2 separate regions of the Homo sapiens genome follow, and region 1 is linked to region 2. Evidence: read pairs that join two places in POLR2A ChIA-PET (ENCODE). Cell type or tissue: PC-9. All regions are shown on one strand. Region 1 overlaps LY86 (lymphocyte antigen 86). Region 2 has its middle 50 kb from the start of LY86-AS1.

The links. ChIA-PET counts read pairs that join two places held together with the same protein. Peaks named below come from ENCODE experiments on the same cell type or tissue, not always from the same donor. Only the 100,000 strongest peaks of a DNase experiment are listed, where the experiment ranks them.
Region 1: POLR2A ChIA-PET joins it to region 2 with 13 read pairs; 7 of 35 experiments call an interaction of 5 or more read pairs at or near these places.

Annotation. Positions count from the first base shown.
Region 1 is chr6:6,619,863-6,622,362 of GRCh38, forward strand. All of the region lies in intron 1 of LY86 (lymphocyte antigen 86), which reads left to right. The region is part of intron 1 of LY86-AS1 (LY86 antisense RNA 1); the gene reads right to left. Among named protein-coding and RNA genes, the nearest start is that of LY86-AS1, 1.7 kb to the right of the region's middle. In PC-9, no CTCF peak of the experiment used is centred here; no DNase peak of the experiment used is centred here; H3K27me3 peaks cover 83 bases.
Region 2 is chr6:6,671,520-6,674,019 of GRCh38, forward strand. No RefSeq gene overlaps it. Among named protein-coding and RNA genes, the nearest start is that of LY86-AS1, 50 kb to the left of the region's middle. In PC-9, no CTCF peak of the experiment used is centred here; no DNase peak of the experiment used is centred here.

The DNA.
Region 1 (2,500 bases), 52 kb before region 2:
GAAAGAATGAGAGACAGGAAGAGAGAAGAGGAGAGCTAGGAGAAAGGGAGGGGGAGAAAGACTACCTTTACAAAGCAGGAAGGACATTGCAATCTTGGGGTTGCACTTGGCCATGAGTATGTGGAAGGCTGGTGGAAGTGAGATTGGAGGGGGGTCAGCTCCTTTTCACAGCGACTCTGCTGTAAGAATTCTACCTTCCCCTGAGAGGAGGAAGACCAATTTCTAACCATTTTAAACCCAAGCAATAGAAATGTAAAAAACAGGCACATACATGCGCTTGTACACACACACACACGAATGATTGTTAAACTGGTGACATCTGAATAAACTTTGTGGATTGTATCAGTGTCAATGTCCCAGTTTTGGTATTGTCCTCCATGTAAGATCTTACCATGGGGGATGATGGGGAAAGACATATGAGACCTCTCTGTATCTTTTTGCAACTTCCTGTGAAAATATAATTATTTCAAAATATAAAGCTAAAGAAAAACCTCAAGTAGAGCTAGAATATGGAAAATGGGACTAGCTGTGTAAGAGTTGGGCCCTCCTCTATGCCTCAAACTAACCAGCCAGCAACGCAGAGGCCACAGGGGGCGGAGCTACATCCATGGCCTCCAGGACTTAGGGACATACATCCAAGCTTTCCGGCTGCCTGAAGTCAAATCAAGGATTGGTCCAGTGGAGTGTACCCGGGCCCCCACCATCCTCTGCTGAGGAATTTCACTTCCAGAGTCTGTGTCATTGGATTTTGTCTTCTTCCTACTGATTCCAGTTGAAAGCCCACTGCTAGCTGTTAATAGAAGCCATTCTGACAAGGTTGTCCTCCCCTCGACAGCTGCCCAGGTCTAGCCCAGCCTAGGCCACTAATGGAGGGTGGAAGGCACAACAATACCTTTGGAGCTGATATTTGTTCAAACGCTGCTCACTCTAAACCTGGCTTGTTTATCCAACTCTATTTTACTCCATGAATGTCCAAGAAAACTTTTCTAGAAGAGATTTGATTGTTGCTGCCCTTTGTATGCAAAACAGATGCTGCTGGCTGCTCTCCTAGAGCTCTTCCTCACTTCTGGCAGGGTTCACATGCTGCTGGTTTGGAGAAGCCTGCCTTCGAGGGCCCACATGCCCGGGGGAGAGGGGAGCAGGGGCAGTTTGGGGTGTGCTGGATTCACCCACTATAATGCTGTCCTCCCTTGGGTGGAAGCCATAGAAGTCAACAGGACAGACAGCAAGGGAGTGCCACATAGAGGCCAAGGAAGAAATATTGAAAATGAACAGTCTTCTATTTCGTGATGAAGTTTTGACTTCTTTCCTCAGGTCATTTGCTGAAATACAGTGAAGTATCTGGAGGAAACACTTATCTCTGCCCTTGAATTCCCAGAACGCCAACTCTGATTAACTTTCCGATGTTATTGCTTCAGAAAGTCCAAAGTCAGATGATCCGTCTTACATGTATTAAAAGTTACTGAGGCAAGGGTCCAAGGGAAAGTCTCTCCGCTCTCAGCCTGTCCGTCACTGTTCATACTGTAGAAGGAGAACTACTTTAAAATGCAACCTACCATCTTTTATATTGGTAGGTGATTCTGAGGCATTTGCAGGATAGGTAAAGCCTGGAAATTGATACAGTGATTATTTAAAGCAGTGATCGCCACCAGGGGTGAGTTTATCCCTCATGGATACTTTGGTAAGGTCTAGAGATATTTTTGGTTTCACAACTAGAGGGTATGGGGATGCTACTGGCATCTGGTGGGTAGAGACCAGGGATGCTTCTAGACATCCTATGATGTGCAGAACAGCACCCACCACAAAGGATATCCAAAACAAAATGTCAATAGTGATGACATTGAGGAATCCTGCTTTAAGGTTCTCGGCAAATTTACTACAAATAACCACTACTATTCATCCAGCAAACAATCACTGGAGATTTAGTATGATATTAAGACATTATGTATAGCCCTGGCACTGGGGAGTTAGCTTTGCAGTATCTAGTGGAGGAATGACAGAGGTATACAAACAAATATAATGTAATATAAAACATGCAAAGTGCCTGAGTGGAAATGCAAATAAATACAGAGAAGGATATGAGTTTGAGAGGGTGGGGTTGGGGGAGGAGGAAGAACCAATGTCACTTTCCCCAAGAGGACCACAAACTGCATGTTTACACTCAAAGATATCACTCTTGCATATAAATTTGAAATAACTGCTAGGAAAGCTCACCAAACCCTTAAGCGCTTTTTAAGCAATCTGTCTTTCTGCTTTTATATACATATCCTCAGAGAGATGCAGCCTACAGCTTTCTTTGTGACTTTGTTCTTTATTGAGATTATTTTCCTAACAACAATGTGTTTCTAGTACCAAGAAAATGCTTTATTTCCTTCTCCCGCCCTTAGTTGATTCTTTCTATCTATACCTTTAAAATATTGATAAACATACAGTGTAATTCTATAGCTGCTAATCAACAACACAATACGTACTTAGCCTCTTTTATTTTGCCTGGATAGCA
Region 2 (2,500 bases):
AATATTATAAACACCTCTACGCAAATAAACTAGAAAATCCAGAAGAAATGGATGGATTCCTGACAGATACACCCTCCCAAGACTAAACCAAGAAGAAGTTGAATCTCTGAATAGACCAGTAACAGGCTCTGAAATTGAGACAATAATTAATAGCCTACCAACAAAAAAAAAGTCCAGGACCAGATGGATTCACAGCCGAATTCTACCAGAGGTACAAAGAAGAGCTGGTATAATTCCTTCTGACTATTTCAATCAATAGAAAAAGAGGGACTCCTCCCTAACTTATTTTCTGAGGCCAGCATCATCCTGATACCAAAGCCTGGCAGAGACACAACAGAAAAAGAGAATTTTAGACCAATATCCCTGATGAACATCGATGCAAAAAGCCTCAATAAAATACTGGCAAACCGAATCCAGCAGCACATCAAAAAGCTTATCCACCATGATCAAGTGGGCTTCATCCCTGGGATGCAAGGCTGGTTCAACATATGCAAATCAATAAACATAATCCAGCATATAAACAGAACCAACGACAAAAACCACATGATTATCTCAATAGATGCAGAAAAGGCCTTTGACAAAATTCAACAACCCTTCATGCTAAAAACTCTCAATAAATTAGGTATTGATGGGACGTATCTCAAAATAATAAGAGCTATCTATGACAAACCCACAGCCAATATCATACTGAATGGGGAAAAACTGGAAGCATTCCCTTTGAAAATTGGCACAAGACAGGGATGCCCTCTCTCACCACTCCTATTCAACATAGTGTTGGAAGTTCTGGCCAGGGCAATCAGGCAGGAGAAGGAAATAAAGGGTATCCAATTAGGAAAAGAGTCAAATGATCCCTGTTTGTAGATGACATGATTGTATATCTAGAAAACCCCATCGTCTCAGCCCAAAAGCTCCTTAAGCTGATAAGCAACTTCAGCAAAGTCTCAGGATACAAAATCAATGTGCAAAAATCACAAGCATTCTTATACACCAATAAGACAAACAGAGAGCCAAATCATGAGTGAATTCCCATTCACAATTGCTTCAAAGAGAATAAAATACCTAGAAATCCAACTTACAAGGGATGTGAAGGACCTCTTCAAGGAGAACTACAAACCACTGCTCAAGGAAATAAAAGAGGATACAAGCAAATGGAAGAACATTCCATGCTCATGGGTTGGAAGAATCAATATCATGAAAATGGCCATACTGCCCAAGGCAATTTATAGATTCAATGCCATCCCCATCAAGCTACCAAAGACTTTCTTCACAGAATTGGAAAAAACTGCTTTAAGGTTCATATGGAACCAAAGAAGAGCCCGCATTGCCAAGTCAATCCTAAGCCAAAAGAACAAAGCTGGAGGCATCACGCTACCTGACTTCAAACTATATTGCAAGGCTACAGTAACCAAAACAGCATGGTACTGGTCTTCACCAGTTTCTAACAGAGGTTCTGGAACATAGTAGGTTCTCAATCAAGGTCTGTGGAATTGAATTTGGGTACCAGCAGTGCCTCTGGAAGGGGATTTTCTACCCCTCTACTTCTGCCTCCTTTCTCAGGTCCATGAAAACAACCTGCCATTGGTTATTCATCAACAATATGCTCCATGCTGGATCTTAAACTCCACCTTGGATCCAGGTTAATGACACTTGTACTGCTCTAAACTTCCATTGTGTGAACCACCAGATTTTCATCCTTTCTTCAGACTCGTGTGACTGAGTGCTGCTCCCACACATGACCACCCCCGACCTCACTCAGCATCTGTGGAGTTCAATTATATCAGGATCCACAATACCCTTGGGAAATCGATTTCCTCCCCCAAACTTCTGCCTCCTTCTTCTGACCCCCTAATAACCACCAGATACTGATAAAGTAAACCATGATTTCCTAGTTCACTTTACCACCCCTGCCCCATCTGTCTGTCTAGACCTTATCCCAAAAATACCTGATGTGCAAGCCACAGAGGAAATTTTTAATTTTCTAGTAGTCACATTTAAAAAAAAAGAAAAAGGTGAAATTAATTGTAATAGTACATTTTATTTCAATTATCTAAAATGTTATCATTTCAATATGTAATAAATAATTTTTAAAATTATTAGTAAGACATTTTACATTCTTGTTTTTCTCTAAGACTTCAAAATCCAGTCTGTATTTAATCCTTACAGCCCATCTCAATTTGGACTGGCTTCATTTCAAGTTTGTAACGGCCACTAGGAGCCAGTGGATATTGTATTGAATAGCACGTGACCAGAAATTAGGTATTAGTAGTAATAAAAATAATAATAGCTAATACTTACTGTGTACTTACAACATACCCAGCACGCTCCTGAGCCCTGGAGACTTTCTATGCATTCCAAAACTTACTTCTTACAGCAATCTCATAGGCTAGGGACTGTTATTAATCCCATATTGTAAACAAAGAAATAGCCTCACAGATTATGCACTTTCCCAAGCTGATACAAACTGTTGAGTGGCAGAGCCAAAGCTAGCAGACTGGTGGGT